Regions from separate parts of the Homo sapiens genome. Here region 1 is linked to region 2. A link is a contact called in ENCODE Hi-C or POLR2A ChIA-PET data. All regions are on one chromosome and are shown on one strand. Each heading gives the region's core, a stretch centred on a gene start or an enhancer-like site at or near the end of the contact. The rest is flanking DNA. Distances are from core to core; before and after follow the strand shown.

Evidence for each region. Hi-C counts contacts between places; a loop is a spot of excess contacts on that map. ChIA-PET counts read pairs that join two places held with the same protein, here RNA polymerase II (POLR2A). Pooled maps may share reads with other maps.
Region 1: a map of endothelial cell of umbilical vein shows a loop between it and region 2 (4-fold over the local background). The contact joins the enhancer-like site here to the promoter of SYNM in region 2. A Hi-C loop is called at or near these places in 2 of 168 maps with a recorded cell type or tissue (endothelial cell of umbilical vein and heart left ventricle), 1 of 37 single-sample maps with no recorded cell type and 4 of 50 pooled maps. POLR2A ChIA-PET finds 5 or more read pairs at or near these places in 1 of 52 experiments (H1).

What each region holds. Positions count from the first base shown.
Region 1 is chr15:99,340,664-99,346,751 of GRCh38, forward strand. All of the region lies in intron 6 of LRRC28 (leucine rich repeat containing 28), which reads left to right. Among named protein-coding and RNA genes, the nearest start is that of LINC02244, 59 kb to the right of the region's middle. Within about 2 kb of position 3,327, at least 4 of the 41 ENCODE cell types and tissues checked have a DNase peak (open chromatin) inside an H3K27ac peak, as active enhancers do; they include endothelial cell of umbilical vein and heart left ventricle, where a contact is called at or near this core.
Region 2 is chr15:99,101,020-99,106,329 of GRCh38, forward strand. SYNM (synemin) reads left to right here and starts at 4,061. Exons shown (of 4, transcript NM_145728.3): 1 at 4,061-4,990. The coding sequence starts at 4,181. It overlaps SYNM-AS1 (SYNM antisense RNA 1), which reads right to left and starts at 4,858. Exons shown (of 3, transcript NR_187219.1): 1 at 4,669-4,858. RefSeq lists silencers at 3,811-4,720, 5,001-5,170.

The sequences.
Region 1 (6,088 bases), core at 2,077-4,576, 240 kb after region 2:
TCAGTAAAGAACTTCATTCTAGTATGGACAAAAAGTCCGAGAAGTTGGAGTGAGTTCTGTGTTTGAGTAGAAGGTATGAAAGGTGTGATAGCTGCTTTCAAAAAGGGGGCCCAAACATGTGACAAAATGATGTTCTATAGTAATTGCTGGGCAGGTCTCTATCTAATGAAAACAGAGAAGAGAAAGTCTTGAAAACAAGGTTCAAAATCTAGTAGTGGGAAGAAATGAGAGAATTAGTCAGTTAACAAAAATCCATACAGATCTTGTTTCACAAGAAAAGTTAGAGCTCTGGAATGCAAATTTTGTCAAGGAAATGGATGTGCAATGCTTCTTTTTGAGCTCTGTCTTTTTCTAAGTATTTGTAACAAAAACTCTTCTTTATCCTTGTTCTGCTTACTCATCTGATCCTATTCTACTGTCTTTTTTTTTTTTTTTTTTTTTTTTTGAGATGGAGTCTCGCTCTGTCACCCAGGCTGGAGTGCAGTGGCGTGATCTGGGCTCACTACAACCTCCACCTCCCGGGTTCAAGTGATTCTCCTGCCTCAGCCTCCCGAGTAGCTGGGATTATAGGCGCACACTGCCATGGATGGCTAATTTTTGTATTTTTAATAGAGATGGGGATTTCACCGTGTTGGCCAGGCTGGTCTCGAACTCCTGACCTCAGCTGATCCACCTGGCTCAGCCTCCCAAAGTGCTGGGATTACAGGCGTGAGCCACCGCGCCCGGCCTGTTCTGCTGTCTTCTGACAGTGCTTTGTTTTTCTTTCATTGCATAAGGGTTTTGCTCTTGTGTTAGGTTTTCCTAGGAAGCTAACAGGATTATTTCATGTGGCTTCTGCAGCACCTGCCAGATGTTGACTTACTATGCTAATGTATGAAGAGAAAAGTGCACCTAGATTAGGTGAGCTTTAAATGAACAAATTTGTATTTTTCTCTAAGTTTTGGAGTAGGATTTAGGGGGTGGGACATGATTAATGTGAAGAAAGTGAGCCCTGTTCTCCCAAATATCAATTAAGAGAAAAAGAAATGTTCATTCTTAGGGCACAATGTGAAGTTTAGAAAAATAGCAGTATGAGGGCTAGCACCATGAGCAGAATGTTTACCAGGAGAGTTTTTTGTTGTTCTCGTTCTAGAACTCACAGCTTTTTAAATAGTGACAAAAATGTGCAGTACTAGTGAAGTCTGGAAGATGTTATGAATTGACTTAAAAGCAAGAATCTGGAGTCTCCATCAGTCATAGCTTTCAGTAAAGTTCTTAAGTTCCAAACAAACCAGAAAAACAGGAACATAGTGCAGCTGAGCAAGCAGTTCAAGGCACAATGCAGTGAAGACATTTTGCTCTTCATACAAGCAGCCATGGCAGTGTTGTATTTTCCAAGTCCATACTGGACAGTCAGCCTGTTTCCTTCTCTAGGATCTTCTCTGAAGGAATTCTTGGTATTTCTGCCATAAATCTGTAAATTAGAACTAGCCTACCAGTTTTCTAGACCTTTAAAGCAAGCAAAGAGAAACTTTTTTCCTCACTTATCTCTTTGGCAATGTCTGCTTCAAGACCCCACTCTGATACTACACCTGGATGCCTTGGGCAAGAACCAGCTCTCTCACCCTTAGCCCCCGGGGAATCCTGCTAGGTAGTACCACTCCCTGGCCTGCATGGGAGTGCCCTGCTTGTATCAGAATGATGTGTTGGGGGAGGCTGTCTAACTTCCGTCATGGTGAAACAGGCAGATGCGCCTTTCAATCCCAGCTCTACCACTTGATAGCTGTGGAATCTTGGACTTCGGAAGGTTATTGAAGTCTCAGTAAAAGGGTAATATTAGCACCTACTTCATAGCACGATTGTGAGAATAAGATCCATAAAACACATATCACTTACAAATACCACATAAGTATACAGTCAATATGAACTGTTTTACTCTGTAACTAGACTGTAAGGAAGTGTAGGAACTGTGTGTCTTCATGTTTGGACCCCAAGCATTGAGCACAGTGCCCAGCCCATTCCTTGTGATCTTTTTGTTACCTGAACTGTGCAAGAGAAATAGAGATTCTGCAGCATGAATATTTAAACCCACAGCAAAGGAAGCCTGCAGTCATTCAAATTCATTAAAATCTATTTATTTTAATTTAACAGTTGATGATCTACCATGTGTAAAGTTATCTTATTAAATTATAATTCACTGTGAAGTCTTATTTTGTAAAAGGTGAATAGAAAGACAGTGACTTTGTAAGAGAGTTAATGGAGTCTGTGTGTTTGTGTGTATTTAAAGAAGCTAGCACTTAAAAATTTATTACTCTGAGAAAGTGGTTGAAGGGTTCTCTTTGTAAAAAGCATCATGTAGGTAATTTAAATTCATTTTAAGAATTATTTTGGAATACACTGTAAATTATTCTGAATTTATTACTAAGAAGCCCACATTTTATAGTATTTAAAGCATTGTAATTATGACTAATAATATCTCTGATTTATTGAACTATGATAATTGGTTTAACATTGATAGAGCATTCCAAATAATTTATTTTGATTGATTGCTTTGATGTTGTTGTTTCTTTTGCCCCATCATTTTGTTGATGAGAATATACCATTCACCTTTTGATAAAATAAATGAATTTCATACTGGTCAGCATGAAGTAAACACAGATCCTGTTCTGTCCTCTCCTGTGCTGTCATTCCATGCTTGCTTTTACAGTATGGTTAAAAGGGCAGTAGCCTGAATACACAGGAGCTTTTTGTTCCATTTTCAGCCATGTGGACTGTGTATGCCAGAGCCTTGAGGTTATAAGCAAACAAACAAACAGAATTGGAGCTTGTGCAGGACTCCTAGATTTTGCTAATTTCTAAGTCAGAAACTTTGATCTGTGAGTTTGGAAGAAAAAAAGGAAATATTTTGGACACAATACAGTACTTTAAAAAGCCACATGAAAAAGTTCTTTGTGGCTGTAGCATCTGTACGACGGACAGCTTCCTTGCGTTATAGATTTTACATACTGAGCAATTTTGCACAGGAACTTTAAAAATATTATTGCGTGATGTATCTATTGTAAGGTATCGGTGCATTAATAGTAATTAAAGGAAGAAAACAAACCGCCCCAGTGGTTAGTACACGAGTGATCTCTTCCAAAGTTAATTATTGAGTGAAGGGTTTTTTATCTTAAGAATATAAGAAACATCTCAAAGCCTTTTCATGAAGTACACGTTCGTATTTCAGCCTCATAATGATTACGAATGCCATTCCATTGTGCTTGGGGGTTTTTGCCAGCCGACTGCCTTCTGGCCAGGTTCACGCTCTCAAGAGGCCATCACAGCATCGCCTTTACAGCCTGTGACCTTGCCCGGCGCTGCGGTGTCCTGGCCTCCCCACCAGGCTGTGCTGTGCCAACTAAAACAGCAGAGCTGCCTGGTTCTCTTCATCATCCTGCTGGTTCTCTTCATCATCCCACACTGTTTTGTGATCTCCTCTTTGTATTCAGAAGCAAGAGGTAAAAGACTAAGATGTATCGAGTACCAATTATTTTGCCAGGAATAAAGCTGGGCACTATATACGTTGTTTAATCTTCATAACAGGTCTGTGAGAAAGGTACTCTTATCCCCTTGTTGCACTGGAGGAAGCAGGCTCAGAACATTTCATTTCCCTTCATGTCAGGAAGCAGTTAGTAAGTGAGGAAGCAGGATTCAGACTCAGTTCTGACTCCATCACCCACTGCATTGTCTAATTTCAGTACTGCCACTCCCCACTCTATATCAGATTGTGTATTTGGAAAGTTTAAGTGTCTGTATTACATACTCATGTCCATGAGGCATTATGCTGGCTAATGTATAATACATCTGAACAGAGCAGATACTGATTTTCTTTCAGCTTTAACATAAAATAGTCTATTTCATGGTGGGCATATATAAAAAACTACCTTCCTCAGAATAGCCAGGAGGTGCAAACTGAATTATGTGGAATATTGAAAAGCTAAGACAAGATCTGAACCTAATAGCATTTTTAAATTATCAACTCATTTTTTCCTATAAAATTAACATAGGGAAAGAAGACTAAACTATGTAAGAAGTAGCAAGTGTCAGCTCTTATTTAACTGTATTGTATGATCTTTGCATGTCACCTCATTTAATTTGCATAAGCTCTTTTTGCAGTATAGAGAAAAGAGGTGCTTCCTCTGTCATGTCCCATTTTGTGCCCTTGGTTTGAGGGGATGAATCATTGTCTCTAGAGGCCGCTGCCTCCAACTCTTCTCTGTGCAATTAAAGTATAGAAAAGTGTTACTACCATTTGCTGCATGCCAAAGAGAATTCTCTCTTAACTGGCCTTCTTCTACTGTAGGCCGTACTTCCAAATATGTCACTTACTAATAATGAGAACAGTAACTGCCATATATTGGAGAAGGTTATGTGCCAAGAATGCTATTTGATAATTTGTAAACCTTGTTAGCAATTCTCACTAAACCTGAGGACAGCTTTATTTTCCCCATTATACAGATGAGGAAACTAAGCCGCACATTTAGTAAATAGAACAAGGATTCAAACCCCAGTTGTCGGACTCCAAGACTGTGCTCCTGCTCTCTTAACTAGTATGCCACACCCCTTACCATTGCATATACCCAGGTAAAGAGTATTTTCTGCTTTCTGTGAGCCCCCTAGGGGCTCTGAAAGACAAATCTGAGACCAGAGATCATTTGCATTTTATCAACGCAGTTTTATTTTGAAAAAATATTCCAAAGTGTTCTATGTACCTTTGAAGTCTTCTATTTGTGGCTATAGGACTTGTTGAGCACCTTTTCATCTACCTGTTGGCCTTTCATATATGTTCTTTGGAAAAATGTCTGTTTAGATGCTTTGCCCATATTTCAATCGATTGTTTTTCTTCTATTGAGTTGTAAGAGTTCTTTATGTATACCAGAGAAGTAGTGAAGAAATTTAAAATAGGAAATCTTAGTGCCTTGTTGAGGCCTTTTTTATGCAAGTGGATTCTGGTATTTATAGTTTTCCCATCTATATTTTATAAATGTATTGCCTTTTATACCAATAGATATGTCCATGCATGTTTACTTAAGTTAACAGTATGCAATATTTTGGTAATTCTCTAGGCTGATGCTTAAAAAACATATTGTATGGTGATTTAAATATCACAATTTTTTTAAACATTCAGTGACCTTGCAACCGATAAGATTGAGGGACCAGGTACTGTTACACCATTTAACATATGAGCAAACAGAAGCTCTGCTCACATGCCTTGTAAGTGAATAGTCAGACACATGAGTCCTCTTATCCCCACAGTGTGCAAATTATTCTCTTCAGTGACTTACTTCTAGGTTAACGCCTCTCTTTTTATTTTTTTTTTAGCAGGGTCTCGCTCTGTTGCCCAGGCTGGAGTGCAGTGGTGTAGTCATGGCTCACTGCAGCCTTGAAGTACTGGGCTCAAGTGATCCTCCTGCCTCAGCTTCCTGAGTAGGTGGGACTCTAGACATGGGCCACAATGCCCAGCTAATAGTCATTTGTTCATTCATTCATTCATTCATTCATTCATTTGTTTTGAGACAGGGTCTTGCTCTGTCACCCAGGCTAGCGTGCAGTGGTGCAGTTGTGGCTCAGTACAGCCTGGAACTCCTGGGCTCAAGTGATCTTTCTGCCTCAGCCTCCTGAGCAGCTGGAACTATAGGCATGTGCCACCACTCCCAGCTAATTGTTTTGTAGAGACAGTATCTTGCTGTTTCCCAAGCTGATCTTAAACTTCTGGCCTTAAGTGACTCTTGTTTACTTTTGTTTTATGATAAATTACATTTTAATACAATAAGAAATAAAATTAATGCAGAGTAATCCGTGGTAAACAAAATAGCAAAAATTTGAATCAAGACAGGATCTGGCAATGCCGTGTTGAGACATTTGAAGCCTAAGGCAAAAGGAAAAATGTGCACTCCTGTGATTTTTTTCTAGAACATTAATTTTTTTAGGGCATTAAAGTACTTGAAAAAATATCAAAAACTGAAAGTAGATGTATTAAAACTTGACATTATTCTAAGTTTAAATATTTTGTTTATACTAAAGCCAGAATTCATTGTAAATTTACTTCTCTAGCTTTAATGGAAGCACA
Region 2 (5,310 bases), core at 2,811-5,310:
TATCACCTGTGTAATCTAAGCTGGAAGACTATATATATATATTCTATTGAATAGAAAAATGTCAATAAGAAGTGAAGATTGCAGGACTTTTATTTTTGCCATTAAGCTATTAATAGAAATGCATAGTTGTTAATATGTTAGCAATGTGGCTTTCAAATTTTTATTGCAAAAAATAATAAAGTATACACTGCTCCTTATCATAAATTCCAAATAGCAAATTGATTCTGGCAGAATGGTTTTATCGATTTTTGCAGAACTCTGGTGTTCCTAGTGCATTTATGATTACAGTTGACAAATGAATGCAGCACCATGAATATTGATTGATATTTTTGTTTACCTTAGCAAGAAAGACAAAGGTGAAATAACTGAGAAATTTCATTTATTCTTCATCATGATGTAACTTCTTTTTAAATTTTTTTTGTATTTTTAAATTTTGTTAAGACAGGATCTCACTCTGCTACCCAGGCTGGAGTGCAACGGCTCAATCATGGCTCACCAAAACCTCGATCTCCTGGGCTCAAGGAATCCTCTCACTTCAGCCTCCCAAGTAGCTGGGATTACAGGTGCATGCCACCATGCCCAGTTAATTTTTGTATTTTTTGTAGAGAGGGGGTTTTGCCATGTCCAGGCTGGTCTCGAACTCCTGAGCTCAAGTGCTCTGCATGCCTTGGCCTCCCAAAGTCTTGGTATTACGAGTGTAAGCCACCACGCCCAGCTATGAAGCAACTTCTTTCCTGATCTGGATACAAGTTTCGAGACACCGGACAAACATTTCCTCACGTTTTTGTGCTGTTCACAATTCAATAGCTAGACACACAACATACCACTAAATTTAATCTGCACTATTAACATACTCTCCACTGCTTTTAAAGGCTAGACAATCAACAAAACATCAAATCCACAAAAACAAGTCATTGGCTGATTTCTGTGTTGTAAATACTCAAGCTACCAACATGATGTCAGTGAATATGGAGTAGGGTAGTACACATTAAATGGCATTTCTATGGTGCAGGCACACTGCTCATTCATAACTTCAAGAGCAGATCATAGGAAAATGCAGTGAAATACTGAGGAAGTGATACGTTTTGAATATGTGTTTGCTCTTTTTGTATAATTAGTTGTAAGCTTCTATAATTAATTTTTAATAATGGCTGTGTTTAACAAGTGGTTCATAAAATTCTAAAAATTTAACAGTTGGCACTCACAAACCTGTGGGAGCCAACCGCAGTGCACCACTGCCAGGCTCCTGTGACTTCTGGCTTCCACAGCGGGAAGTATTGGCAAGAGAAGGGAGGCTTGGATGAAGGAAGAACTGGGTTTTCCTCCTCTTGCTCCCTCCTGGGATCCATTCTGCTCCTCTTTTCCAGCGCTCTGGGCTTCTCCAGGCTCAGCCAACACCCTAAGGCGCTAACGGCTTCTTAGCTTCTTGCTCTTGCTGGTCCCTGGTGCTTCCTCATCCCATCCATCCCCATCCCATCAATCATTCCCTTCCCTCTGAGTTTGCCTCTGCTTCCTGGCCAGACCCTGCCTGCTCAAGTCTGCTCTTGTGGTCACAACTCTAATACTTCTAGTCACTTCACCCCTCCGAGCTTCAGTGTTGTGAGGATTCAGTATGAAGCAGCAGGATATTATCCTGAAAGAGTAGCTGGGGGTACTTCCCCCCTCCCACCTCCCGGCCCTGCTAGTTCCTGATCCCCTATAACTCTTTCCCTACCGGGGCAGCTGCATGCTGGAGCAGTCAATTCCTCAGGGACAGGATTTACAGCAGAAATGGGGGAAAGGGTTTTGAGTTTCAAAGTCCAAGACCCTGAAGGGCACTGGGCAAAGAAAGACTAATGAGTCACTGCAAAGTGTCCTGCTGGGACTCACTGGTCCCTGAGAAGGCTCTCCCACCCTGCAGGGCTGCCCCCTGCCCAGCCAGGGGATGTGGGACAGCAGAACCCGTTAGCGTGGGGAGTCAAAGAGCTGAGAACAAACAGCTGCAGCGGAGTCCAGGCAACTGTGAGAGCCGCCCCCCCGCACCCCAATGTCCCAGAGGGGCCCAGGACCGGCAGGGTCTCCACATAGGTTTGGGCGATGACACCACAGCAGCTCTGGTGTTTGACAAGCAAAGGCCAGGTGTCAGTGTGCACCTGGGGGAATGGGAGGATGGACAATGATGGGGTGATGGGGGTCCAAATCCCCCTGTCCCACACCAAGGTGAATGAACCCAAGCACTGAATAAACCCACTTTCCACCCCCACTTAGTTTTAGCAGAAAAGGACAGGGAATTATTCATTGAAAGATATTAATTTCTACCACCTACAGAATGGGATCTCCAACATAGGGTCTCTAGAAAAAGGAAGGGCCACTTTCTGCCTTGCTTGTGATTGGAGGCTCATGGCTGTGACAAGGAGAGCACTAGAAGCTTTGTCAGAGGCCCTGGACCAGCTTGCTGAGTAGTCCACCTTTCCATGCCATCTGTAAAATACACTAACTGCTGGCCCTGCCATGAGGAGCCCTCTGGCCAGTGGATGACCGTCCAGGTCTCGCCCTGGGCACTTGTGTTGCCACAAGTTCAAGGGCACCCCAACCAAGGGTCAGCTGGTTTGTCCCTGTGAGCCTTAATGACACTTATACTGAGAACTGTCATTCATAAATAACTGCCATGAAAACTAATGAAATGCAAGTGTACAAAAAAGAGCTGTGGTTTCCATGGCAATTAAACTGAATACTTTCTTAGGGAAATGCTGGAAAGAAACAGCTGTCACATTAGGGGTGTGTGTGTGAGATTTGTAAAAGTTCGGGGAGATGTTAGATGTCTAGAAAGTTCTGTACTTGGAGCACTTTATGGTCTCTAAGTTTTCACTCCAAATGAAAGAAATTCGTTTTGGAAAATGTAATGTACTATGAGGGTAGCTTGTATAAGAAGGGCAACTGGGACTCCTGTCAACTGACATCAAGAGAAGTATTTTGCACATTAAAATACTGGTAAATGGATATATATTTATGTTTTAAGTTAAAAAGATTATTTAGGCTGGGCACGGTAGCTCACGCCAGTAATCCCAGGACTTTGGGAGGCCGAGGTGGGCGGATCACCTGAGGTCGTGAGTTCGAGACCAGCCTGACCAACATGGAGAAACCCCGTCTCTACCAAAAATACAAAAAAAAAAAAAAAAAAAAAAAAAAAAAATTAGCCAGGCGTGGTGGCGCTGGCCTGTAATCCCGGTTACTCGGGAGGCTGAGGCAGGAGAATCGCTTGAACCCGGGAGGCGGAGGCTGTGGTGAGCCGAGATCGTGCCATTGCACTCCAGCCTGGGCAACAAGAGCGACACTCTGTCTCAAAAAAAAAAAAAAAAAAATTAATGCACATGTATGTGTAATGTATATATATGAGATGAGGCCTCTCTCTGTTGCCCAGGCTGGAGCGCAGTGCCACAATCAGGTTCACTGCAGCCCTGAACTCCTGGGTTCGAGTAATCCTCCCGCCTCAGCCTCCCAAGCAGCGCGTGTGACACCACCACGCCAGGCTCCATATATATATATATATATATATATTTTTTTTTTTTTTTTTTTTTTGGTAGAGACAGGGTCTCTCTATGTTGCTCAGGCTGGTCTCGAACTCCTGGGCTCAAGCGAGCCTCCCACCTCGGCTTCCCAAAATGCTGGGATTATAGGCCTGAGCCACCGCGCCCGGCCCATATCGTTTTTTTAAAAATAGAAAAGCCACCAATCTCCAGGGCCTCGGGTAAGAAGTCGCTCCAAAATCGCCAGCACCACAGCAACTCAATAGGCTTCTATTTCCATCCACCAAGGCCAGGACACTCGTATGCTCCCGGACGCCCTCTCCGGCGTCCCTTCGCTGAGCCCGGCCTGGCTAGCCCGCCACCCCGCCCGCTGTTACCCGACTGCCCGCACCGACCACCTGCGGCCGCCAAGGTGCGGCAGGGGGCGCTGTGCGGCCGCAGAGGCCGCGCCGGGCCGCGCTCTGATTGGCTGGAGGCCGCGGCCCTCGCCCAGGCCGCCCGCCCAGTCTGCCCGCCCCGTCCGCTAAGTGCCTGGGCTCTCCCGCTCGCGTCCCAGTCTGCGGGCCTCCGGGGCAGCGGCGAGGCCGGAGCGTCGCGGCGGAGAGGACGAGACCGGGACAAGACCAGGGCAGGAGGGAGCCGGCCAGCCGCGAGAACCCCGCACGCCCGGCAAGATGCTGTCCTGGCGGCTGCAGACGGGCCCCGAGAAGGCCGAGCTCCAGGAGCTCAACGCCCGGCTCTATGACTACGTGTGTCGGGTGCGGGAGCTGGAGCGCGAAAACCTACTCCTGGAGGAGGAGCTGCGCGGCCGGCGCGGGCGAGAGGGCCTGTGGGCCGAGGGGCAGGCCCGCTGCGCCGAGGAGGCGCGCAGCTTGCGGCAGCAGCTGGACGAGCTGAGCTGGGCCACTGCGCTGGCGGAGGGCGAGCGGGACGCTCTGCGGCGCGAGCTGCGGGAGCTGCAGCGCCTGGATGCGGAGGAGCGCGCCGCCCGCGGCCGCCTGGACGCCGAGCTGGGTGCGCAGCAGCGCGAGCTGCAGGAGGCGCTGGGCGCGCGCGCCGCCCTCGAGGCGCTGCTGGGCCGGCTGCAGGCCGAGCGCCGAGGCCTCGACGCGGCCCACGAACGCGACGTGAGGGAGCTGCGCGCGCGCGCCGCCAGCCTTACCATGCATTTCCGCGCCCGCGCCACCGGCCCCGCCGCGCCGCCGCCACGCCTGCGGGAGGTGCACGACAGCTACGCACTGCTGGTGGCCGAGTCGTGGCGGGAGACGGTGCAGCTGTACGAGGACGAGGTGCGCGAGCTGGAGGAGGCGCTGCGGCGCGGCCAGGAGAGCAGACTCCAGGCGGAGGAAGAGACGCGGCTGTGCGCGCAGGAGGCAGAGGCGCTGCGGCGCGAGGCGCTCGGGTTGGAGCAGCTGCGCGCGCGGCTGGAGGACGCGCTGCTGCGGATGCGCGAGGAGTACGGGATACAGGCCGAGGAGCGGCAGGTCCGTGCGCGGGGATGGCGCGCTGACCCCATACCCGCTGCCGTCGCCCCAGCACCCTGCCCTTGACGGCGTGGGGCAGCGGCCCCTTCACCAGGGGCGCGGCGTCGCGGACCGGTAGGGCCCGCCCAGAGGGTGCCCGAATGGCATGGGGACCCGGACTCGGTCCGCTGGTCCATCGACTCAGCGGGCGAGCGCGGGGCGGCAGGTCCTAGCGGATAGCCCCGTCCTCGTCATGGGGTTAGGTGGCAGCTGCTTTAACTCTTGACAAGCGTGACTGGGCGCATCCTGATAGGCCACCCTGTTAGCTCTAGGTTTTCCTT